Linked DNA regions of Homo sapiens: region 2 is linked to region 1. A link is a contact called in ENCODE Hi-C data. All regions are on one chromosome and are shown on one strand. The core of a region is the stretch at or near the end of the contact, and the rest is flanking DNA. Distances in the headings are between cores, read along the strand shown. Region 1 overlaps LOC101928782 (a long non-coding RNA gene). Region 2 overlaps PLXNA4 (plexin A4).

What was found. A loop is a pair of places that touch in the nucleus more often than their neighbours do. Pooled maps may share reads with other maps.
Region 2: a map of IMR-90 shows a loop between it and region 1 (8-fold over the local background). The contact joins two enhancer-like sites. A Hi-C loop is called at or near these places in 2 of 168 maps with a recorded cell type or tissue (IMR-90 and aorta), 1 of 37 single-sample maps with no recorded cell type and 4 of 50 pooled maps.

What each region holds. Positions count from the first base shown.
Region 1 is chr7:131,945,884-131,951,258 of GRCh38, forward strand. LOC101928782 (a long non-coding RNA gene) reads left to right here. Exons shown (of 6, transcript NR_110836.1): 6 at 2,848-3,070. Among named protein-coding and RNA genes, the nearest start is that of PLXNA4-AS2, 310 kb to the right of the region's middle. Within about 2 kb of position 2,853, at least 3 of the 41 ENCODE cell types and tissues checked have a DNase peak (open chromatin) inside an H3K27ac peak, as active enhancers do.
Region 2 is chr7:132,398,687-132,404,061 of GRCh38, forward strand. The region is part of intron 3 of PLXNA4 (plexin A4); the gene reads right to left. It overlaps LOC105375511 (a long non-coding RNA gene), which reads left to right and starts at 4,960. Exons shown (of 4, transcript XR_927983.3): 1 at 4,960-5,033. Within about 2 kb of position 2,068, at least 3 of the 41 ENCODE cell types and tissues checked have a DNase peak (open chromatin) inside an H3K27ac peak, as active enhancers do.

The sequences.
Region 1 (5,375 bases), core at 1,603-4,102:
GTGCCACCAGGACTCACTCCAAAAAGGAATGGACGGCGAGGGTTTGTAAATGGGACAGCACCCTGGGAGTGCAAAGCCTGGGACCGGTCCCGGTGGCCTTGGCCAGTCCTGGAGCCTCTATGTGCCCAGTTTCTGTGTAATGCAAAGACACTGAATGAGGAGATGGTCCCTAAAACCCCTCCCAGGGCCAGCATCTGGGATCTCATGCTTACATCATCTTGTCCTTCCTTTCCGTGGACTCTGCCTGTTGGACAGAGTCCACTGACATGCACCTGCCAGAGCTGGGCGGGGAGGGGCCAAAGTTGTCCTCTGTGAAGTCATATGAGAGGCCTGAGAGCAGCAGGATCGGTCCTCCTGTGTCTCATCTCGCGTTCTTCCTGCTCACAGGAAACAGAATCCCTACCAAGTTTCCATCCTAGAGACAGTCGATGTGACTCATTTCATCCCCTGGTGGTCTTGGTTGGCCGCACTCATTGGGTGCAGTACCTCTGATGTGGGAGGCAGGGGTCGGTGGAGGGGAACCGCTTCCTCCACCGGGGGCCAGGTTGTGGGAAAGGCTGGGAAAACACACGCTCTGGAGCAGGCTCTTCTGTGAACTACCTTGGGCACATGGGAGAAATCCTTCAGCATCCCTGAACCTTAGCCAGTCCATGAAACGAGAGGCTGGAGATGGTGTCCACATCCCTTTGCTGTTTTGATGTCTGCACTTGGTGAATCATGGTCAAGCACACCTAACCTCTGCCTCTCTGGAGAAGGGAAACGGAGGAGGAGGAGGCAGGGGGAAAAGAGACCATTTAGGAGGAGAGCAGAAGTCAGAGGGGAGAAAGGTGGATGGGAGGATGCAGTGGGTGGATTTGCACCTGCTCAGAGGTGGGCAGCTGAGCTTTGAGGAATGTGCTTCCCTGCACTGCATGGCGTGAGATGCTCTGTGTAGGGGATGGGCAGGAAGCGGGGGGTTCTGGTGAATTAGGAGAATATATCTTGGTAGAAATCCAAGTGTACTCTCGGTCCGTCCATCTAGACAGGATATAACCTCTTAGGACACTCAGAAACTGAAAATAGAGCATGTATGGCTCTGGAAGCAAGCCTGTGTGTGTGTGTGTGTGTGTGTGTGTGTGTGTGTGTGTGTTTGTGTTTATGATGTGCAAATGCACAAGCAATAGAAATACAAGCACCATGCAGATTGCATAGGTAGGCATCATCAATAAACATTTATTCGGCACCTACACTCAGAAACTCACACACATTTACAAGCCCAACATATCCTGCTATACACATGTACAAAAAAGATCACATTGACCCCTAAGGCAAAGAACCGTTTGCTTGAAGAAGCTTCTCTTACAAGATATTAATAAAATACGCAGGCACATTTTAACTTTAAAAACTCTGGAGAAGGAAAGAAGGAGGGTGAAGAGATGGGGCTGGAGGGAGGAATGGGTAAGGCAGGCCTAATCACAAAGTACTTAGCCCATGCGTCTGGGCCTCTCTGTAAGCACCATATTTCACGATACCTTCAACCTGATTTTCCAACTCATTGAAAACACTTGCCAGCTGCTGCTGAGTGACTCCATTTACTGTTTAAATGAGCTCACTCTAACAGGGCCCCTGGAAGGTAGTCCCTAAGGAGAGCTATGGGTGGAAATGGAGTTGGAGGCCCTAGATCTTGGAATTTTGACTGGGGAATGGGAGAAGGGAGAGTGGGGTAATCACCCAGGAGGGAGAGGGTGGGGCAGGCCAGGAGGGATGGTGAGAGTCTCTGGTGACTTCCATGGGCACATCTTGGATAGGAATTCTTTGTGGTGGGTAGTGTAAACTTTTTTCCACCTCCATCACCCCACATGCAGACTCAAATATACAGACATGTGAAATGACATTCAGGGATTTCATAGTACCTCACAGGATGGCTCCCAGGAGCTGGTCCTCTTGCAGATATGTTAGCTATCTGCCTCTGCATTGATGAGCAGAGTGTTCCCTTGCAAGACCCCATCTGTCGTAAACACCACCCCCCATGGGTCTGCCATGATTCCCTCTGTTCTCTCAATCACTGTAATGTGGGTCCCTAATGCTGCAGGATGCTCCTCTCCCATTTTCCCCTCCTGTCCTTTTTTTCTGTCCTCCTCTGCCCATGACAGAAGCTTCTGGAAGAAAGAGAAGGCTCTCCTATTAGCACATTTGTATGAATAGATGGGTTTGACAGGGTGCTGGCATGCTGAAATGACAGATAATACTCCCGGGAGGAACTGAGACACTGAGCAGCTAAGTTGTGATTAGAAAGCATGGGAGAATTTCCAGGAAGGTGAAGGCTGGCTGTTCCTGGTGAGGCATCTGGGGACCTTGTCAGCCACAGGTCAGATACTGACCCCTTCGGCTGGTTAATTCGGTCCTTTCCCATTGTAGCCCATAATCAGTCCACAGTCTGGGATCAAAGTTTAGCAAGTCCTCCATGTTTTTCCCACAGAGACAGGGGACCTCAGGACCCCACTATTAGAGACCCCTCAATCTTTGCCTTCAACTCTGAAGCCAGACCCAGATCTGTACGGGCTGAGAGAAAATCTTCAGGGAAACCTTTTGCCTTTGTAGCCATGCAAGTTGCAACCCCAGGCTGTGGGGCTGGGCTTCTCCATCTGGTTATGTGGGGATCTCATCATCAGAACTCATCTATATTACCCAGATTGGGTGACTCTGGATTAGCCAGGTGGTGTGGAGGAGGCCTGCTCTTTCCCCGCTCCCTCCCTGGGGCATCTGCCTTCAAGGTTTGATCTGCTGTCGGCCCCTCCTCCTTGCTCCTAAGCTCCCAAGCTCCCTAACTTCACTTAATCAGCTTCCTCTGCTGCCTCTCATTTCCAGCAGGGTGTGGCTGTGCTAGGAAAGAGACTTGGCCCACAGCCTCACAGTGATTCAGAAGACGCTGGGTGAGGACCTCTGTGTCCCTGCTCCAAGGACCCTGAGATGACCCATCCCAGGACACTCAATCCTGCCTGCAGATGCTAGGCTCTGAGGAGATGCCTGCTATAGCACCAGCACATTCTGCAGACATGTTTTGAAATGTGTTAATAAATAACTGGAGAACAGTATCTATACAATTACCTAGATTTGCCTGAACTTTACAGGGCAACTAAACAAACAGACATACGTTCGCAGAAAGGCCACAGTACAGAAGACAAACCGAGGCTTGGTCACCCTGAGGATCAGCAGCCGGATCTTTTTCTGAAACAAATTTCCTGCTAGAGAATCCCTGATCTCTGTGATGCAGTATTTCCCTAGTTTTTATTTCTACTTCAACGAGGCACCTCAATGTCAGTTTCCTTTGGGAAAAGAAAATCAAATGTCCCCACAGCTTTTGCCCAATTGTGAAGGAAAATTTCAGCATTGATTGTCTGTCTGGACTCTTGTGGGGAGGAGGCCAGTGGGCCTAGTAAGACCCTTAGCACACCTGGGCTGTCTAGCCTTAAGGAAACCAGACCTGCCAGGAAAGCAGAAAAGCTGTGAAGAGATTTTTCTCTGCCTTCCTCGGGGGACAATCTTCCAGAGCAACAATGCACCATGTATTTACAGAAAACTTATTATGTTCAAGGTGCTGGGAGAAGCTAGTTGCAGATACTTAGAGCAGTAAGGCTTTAAGTTAGACATAAGGAAGGACTTCCAGCTATTGGTATTGATATAGTAGGACCCAAGCTTACTTCACAGCTTGCATCATCAGGGAAGGATGAGATCATTCTTGAGAACATTTTGAATAAAGGCTTAGAGGGACTGAATATTGAACGATCCTGTTAACATTTCTCCCGGTCCTCCTCCTGCTTTCCAGGATGATACTGGTGTATGATTTTTACTTAAAGCCCTCCCCCATCCCCACAGAGACACCTGGAGCCTGGCGGGCCTTGGCATCAGTGGCTGTTGTCATGGCGGGGAGAGCTGAGGTGACCACTGTGACTGCCCTGGGCACAAGGACCGTCGTTCTGTGAATCCTCCCTAAGCCCGCTGGCGGGGCCCCTTTGCTGCCACTGCAAGTAAAGTTTCCCAGCTCAAGTAAATTCTGGAGGGGATTGACCTAATTTCCAGAGTCTAAGGGGTGACAAAAAGCCCCAGTCAAAACTCCTGTAAGTGGGTGATAAACAGTCTCTATTAGAAAAAATAAATAACATCTCCAAAGGAGAGCAGGCTTCCTAAGACCCCCTTGCCTTTCAGAGAGACAGCTGTCTCCTGGGAGGAGGACTCCCTGAGCCTCCCGCTTCAGCCGCTCCAGAGGAAAGGTTTGCCTTGCTGTCTCACTGCAGCGCTAGCTGCTCACCATTTTCACCGACCGCCGCAGCCTCCTGATGGACCCCACAGCAGGAAGAGGCTGTGGGAGAGGTCTCCACCCTTCAAGGTGGGGCTGACAGTGGTGCTTGGCCTTTAGAGTTGAAATGTATTGGTTCTCTGCCTTGGGAGGAACAATCACTCTCTCTCTCTCTGTCTCTCTCTATTTCTGTCTGTCTCTCTCTCAAACACACATACACATACACTGAGACAGCTATCATCATACCTAATTTACATATTATGGAAACCGAGGCCCAGAGAGGTTAAATAACTTGCGTGGTTTTGTCCAGCTATTAAGTGGGCAAAGCTAGAATTAGAATTGAAGCCCAGTGACAGCTTTCAAATCAAGTTCTTTCCCCTATTCTGGAGCTGCAGCAACTTTAATAAGCATAAGAAGTACTTTGGGATCTTGTTCAAATGCAAGTTCTGCAGGTCTAGGGTGGGGTGGAGATTCTGCATTTGCAGTAAGTTCCCAAGTAGCAGGGTGTGCTACAAACACCTCAAAGCTGCAGACCCTGGGGAACAGTCCCCATAGAATAGGAGGCGGGAATCATTCTGGAAAATAGGGAGACATAAATACCCAGACAAGCTTAGGTCTCCAAGGAGGCAGGGAGATCAGGAGTGGGAGGAAAGGGCAGTCTGTCTCTCTTTCCTTAGAAGACTTCGTGGTTTGAACATTGCCTTGGTTAGATTTCCTGATATGGGTACAACTTGTGCTGATCTCAGTGGGAATCTGGAGCCAGAGATGACCAGGAATAGAGGGGGATAACATCTGCCAAGTTCCATTCCTGGTTCAAAATTCTAACTTGCCAGCTTGTTCATTCATCTAATGACTCAGACCTGATGGCAGATTGAATTTTCCAAAAATGACTGCAACAATATCTTCCATCCCACATGTTATTCTTACAGTGGGACTTTCCATCTAGAGGTAGGACCTGTATTTCTTCCCCATGAATCTGAGTGGATGTGCAGTTATAGTTGAAGTGATGCTATGGGACTTCAGAGGCTAGGTCATAAAAGGCAATACATTAGGCCGAGCATGATGGCTCACACCTGTAATCCCAACGCTTCGGGAGGCT
Region 2 (5,375 bases), core at 818-3,317, 450 kb after region 1:
CTTTCGGCCCAATAGGCTCAGGGCTCCAGGATTAATGAGCATCAGCTGCCGGCAGGCTGGTGGGGACAGATGCCGACCTAATGAGCACAGTGGCCCAGCCCTCGCCAGCTCGAGGTGGACAGGGCTGATGAGCAGGTGTCATTGTCATGATGCCCCTTTGCCAAGTGTCACTTTGAAAGGGAGGGCTGTTGTCATCAAGTGGCATCTTATTACCCCACCTCAGGACACCCACAGGAGATTCTAAAGGCTGTCCACAAAGATGGCCTTTGTGGCTGCCACCTCCACTCCTCAGCTGGCCCTGGCACCAGGTTTTTCTCAAGGCCTCTCAACCACAGGGCTGGATAAGGGTTTTAGAATCCTGGGCATCCCCTCCCATCCCATGCCATCTGATTGGTGCTGCATTAAAGTACAGAGGTCCCTGCTAGAATTTCCCTCAGTCACGTCTCTATTACACCCACGGGCTTCAAGTTTGCCTGGAGTATTTACACACAGTTCTGCAGATTCAAATGGATTCAAATGGGCGCAAGGGCTCAGCATCACACTGGTCACCAAAGGGACACAACCCAGTCCCTGCAAGACATATCAGCTTGTATGTCAGTCAAAGACACAGGCCTTAGAGGGACTGATCATAAGCATAAAACATAGCAACAACAAAAATAGTCATGATCACTTCTTCAGCATTTATTTTGTGCCAAGCACTGTTCCACGCTCTTTATATGTGCTGGCTTATTTAGTAAATGTGAATGAAAGACTCTGAATAATAAGAGTCACGTTATATTAAGGCAGTCAATGCAGGTGAAACAAAAAAAGGAAAGATCACTTCGGCTGACTGGAGAAATCAAGAGAGGCTTCATGGGGGAGGCGGGACCACACTGGTCCTAGTGCAGTCTGGGAAGAGTGTTCCAGAAGCAGAAGCAGGCACACCTGGGCAGGGCTACAGTGAGTTTGCTGAAGGTCACACATCTGTGCTTTGGAGGGCAGAGCTGCAGGGCCACAGGTATATTCAATGTAGTGGGTTCTGGCATCTGAAAATGTTGTTAGGATGAAATTTCAAAATCAGGTTTTATTCCTGATGAAAGTAGACTGCTCTTAACTGGGGCTTCACTGCTTCTTTTCCATTTCTGTTTGGAGTGTGATTTTTTTAAGGTAAGATGTACACGCAATGAAATGTGCAGATCTTCAGTGCACACTTTGATGAGTTTTTGACAAATGCCTTCACCTGTGTAACTAACAATCCAATCGAGATCTAGAATACTTTCATGGGCATGAAAGGGGAGGAATGTGACCTTTGTGATCAGATGGTCCCATACCTACATCTTCTGGGCATTTGTAAGTTGGAATAAATCAAAATAATCAACTTCCTCCCTTACCCCACGCCAGTCCACCTCCTACCCCCGGAGAAAAAATAAAATAAAATTCATCCACATCTAAACAGACAAATGCCTACCTAGTCTGTCTGTGTATTTGTTACCTTTGTGCCCCAGAACCAAGCTTCATACCAGGCACAGAGTGAATGATCCATACGTGTTTCTTAAAAAAAGGAATTAACATCCTCAGATTAAGGTCTCCCAGGAAGTAAAGGACTCCACTTTCTCTAAGTTCCCATGTGACACTGACAATTATATTTTCCTGTCCTCTCTGTTGAGATTAGGAAGGAGTCCCTAGGAGGATGCAGAAGAGTATCCTTTTGTCCTGTCTCCTACCTGTCACCCAGACTCTTGTGTTCTCTACAGCCAGTCCATCTTAGGCCTCAAATTCCATATGTTTGACAAAATCAAGCAGGTAGTTCAAGGTGCTCGTCTCTCCTCCCAGCTATTCAGCAGACAAAATCTGTGACATAATGTACCCCAGCCTCAGACACGCTCACCCTTCTTTCCCAGGCCCTGTGTGAATGGGCCAGGCCACTCCTTGATAGTTTTCAGGCAAAACACATGAGAACACTCCCAGGAAAGAGAAGCCTCCAGGGGTACCATCCGTATGCATACCACGCATTTACTTCCTAGCCTCACCAGCGTTTTGGGTGTGGCCACAGCTACTCCCCAAACCTTTCATCTTGCAAGTCCCTAGATGTCCTCCTCGGGAAAGCTCCCTGCGCACAGCTTGTGGGAGACTGCAGGCTCATAAACAGCATAAGCCAGCATTCCAATCAGATTATTTCTCACTTGCAATATTGCACAAAGAGAAAAAAATAATGCTGAACATTCTGTTCGTGGAAGAAAAAATAGCAGGAGAAAACTGTCACATTGTTTGGTCTATTTTCAATTTCATTCCCGAGCCCTGCAAATAGCTATCTGTGCAAGCAGGCCAGAAGAGGACTCCAGCGACCTGACATGCACGATCTCAGATCAGGTCTCTAGGGCCTGTGAAAAAGGGAGAGACCTTTGGCTGGCACATATCTACACATGTGATAAAATTGCACAAGACTAAATACACACTCGCCAATGCAAAAAACTGGTGAAATCTGAATGGATAAGCTTGGTGGGTTGTACCAGTCAATTTTCCATTTGTGATATTGTACTATAGTTATGCAAAATGATGCCACGTGGAGGGGAGAACTGAGTGAAGGGTACAGGAACCCCTCTGTACAATTTATTGCAATTGCATGCAAATTCACGATTATCTCAAAAGGCAAAGTTAAAAAAATGCGCTTCCAGTGTCTGATTTAATGGGACTAGGTTGCAGCCTGAGCATCAGAGTTTTAAAAGCTCCCTAGGTGGTTCTAATGTGAAGCCCAGGCTGAGAACCTTTGCTCATGAAGGTTGGGAAGGTGAGACACACACATGAAATCCAGAAACAATCAGCATGTGATACAGTACCAAAAGCTTCATGAATACTTGTGGAGCAAATCAGTGAACTGCTGAACAGACGCATAAGGTTAGAGGAAGTCCGGTAGGATGAGGGAAGACTTCATGGTGAAGTGGAACTTAATCAGGACGGGGCATAAGTGGAGAATTCAGAGGACGGGAAAGGGCCCTCTAAGCCAATAAAGAAGGGCTCAGAGATTGTGTGGCCATACTGGGGAGGAGGGGAAGAACTGAACTTGGGGACAGCTGAGGAGTGAAGATGGATAAAACTTTTCATAATAAACTGGCTCTATCCCTGTGCTTAGACGAGTGGATCTTTCAAACACCTGAACCAGCTCTAAGTCCCTGCAAATTGCCAAGAGCAATTTTCAGCAAAAAGCCAATTCCCCAGAAGGCACTTGGCATCTCTCAGATAAGCAAAAGAGGGGGAGGCTGGAGAGGCTTCAGAATATAGTATCGATGGGTATAAAAGTAAGCAGTCCTTGTCATGGTTCATGTCACTTTGCCTGACTGCACTTCAGCTGGCCTTAGATTCCCCAGTCGAGAGCCCAGCCAGGTGCTAGAAAATACCAGAAATGACCCGGGAAAGGGTAAAATGGAAATCTCAAGCCTACATACCAAAGCGAATGCACTTGACTCAGCAGGTCCCTAGAGTAATCATGCAACACCTCTTTATTCTTATTTTATACACAAGTCTAATAAGCTTGAGTATCTGTTTCCAAGCCCGTAGCAAATTAAAAAGAACAAATTAAGTGGCAGCAGGAGAGCTGCATCAGACAGGATCAGTGACAACAGTGAGAAGTGACAGGTGCCAGACACCCTGACGGTAGGCGGGGAGACAGAAAGCTATAAAAAGTAACTTGGGGCACTCACCTAACATGAGGAAGCCACCCTAGCGAGGCACAGGGGCTCCATTGTAAAGGTGGAGAAAGAGCTTTAAGATACTCAAGTCCAAGTTCTAAATGCCTTGGAGAACATCTCTTTGCCTTTTCCTGTTATTAATTAGTCCAACATACACACAGGGGAGAGGGGCAGTGTGCTGCTGCAGGCTGCCACTATGGGAGGGGCAGCTGGCTAATCATCTTATTGCAGGAAATACCCCCTGCCAAAAACACAGCTCCCCTCTCAAAGCCTGCTTTCTCACCTTGTAGCACTGGCCACTGCCATCACAGGGTATGCAGAGCAAAGGACAGGCTGCTCCCGAGCCGCTCAGTCCATCGGATCAATCAGGTTTAACAAGGAGGCATCCGAGGATCAGGAGAAACACCTCCTACATTATTACCACAGCACCATCACTTTGCATGAGACAGGTCTGGCTGGGAACGCCACCTCCAGCATGGACAGAAACTGCGTGTCCTTGACCCAGTTGTTTCATTTCTTGTGCTGAGCACGCCCACCCATTGACCCCCAATCCAGAGAGCTAGTGTTGAAGAGCTCATTAACAAAACACAAAACACTCAGCTGACGCACCGCCACCATGCAAATGCGTAATAACTGGATCTCTCTTCCCCCACAGCTAACCTCAAGCATCTCTTCTTGGCCAGCTGCATTGCCTTGGCTCTCTGTGTGGTTCAGAGCCAGAGAGGGCAGGCTGGGCAGCCACTTCCATGCCAACATCCCAGGAGGCAGTGCTTGGAGCAGGAAGATGAGAGAAGATGATCTCTCCCACTACACAGAGCCCAGGTCCCGGCCCCAGACTCAGAGGCCCTGACGCCTGCTATGCCTGGTCCACAAAAGCAGCAGGGAAGGGCATGGATGCTGGCAATGCACTGCCCCCTCAGGAGCCAGCACTCAATCATGTTCTCTCTAAAGAATGCCAGTGTCCCATTTTCATCCAAATGTGAAAGTTGAAAAAGAGAAGTCAGGCAAGGGAGAGAGGCTTTTAAGATTTCCCCTACTCAGGGGAGGAGCTGGCAGCGTGAGCCTAAAACCAGGCAGGCAGGTAACGGGAGGGGGCCCTAATTGCTGCTAAAGATCACGGGGTAACCCTGATGACACCTGAAAGTCTTCCGTGGATCCTCAGGCACAAAACATAAATCATCTCCCTCTCACTTCTTACTGATCGCGTTTGCTTGCTGTGTCAGCTGAATTCCCAAATTGGCCTGGGTTTAAATTGGGACTTTTTTTTCCCTTCCTGGCCTGGCTTTTCCTCCACTCTCTCTCTCCAACCTCCTCCCACCCCATGGGAAGTGATGACAGAGGAATCTGCCTGCGGACTCCAAAATGCAGGTTTGTGGCTTCACTTTGTGGGGTGGGAGGGAAGAGGCAGAGAGCAGGGAAGAGGGCATTTGGGGGCTTACTTCGGGGACAGGACCTGAGGGATCAGGAGGGAGAAAGTGGCCATCTGGACCCACTTGCCGACTTTTGGTGTCCTGTCCTCCTTCCAAGTAAACCCCTTCTCAGTCCCCAGGGCAGCCAGGAGAGTCTGCAACAGACATGCTCCATTCAGTAGGGGCGGGACTCAGGAAGTGCAACAGGGAAGGTCAGAGCCGGATAACGGGTCTGTAGTTGGCCCTGCTGTTCTGGGGAGCAGATATTCACCTGGGCTCTGTGGTGGGCCAGGAGACAAGG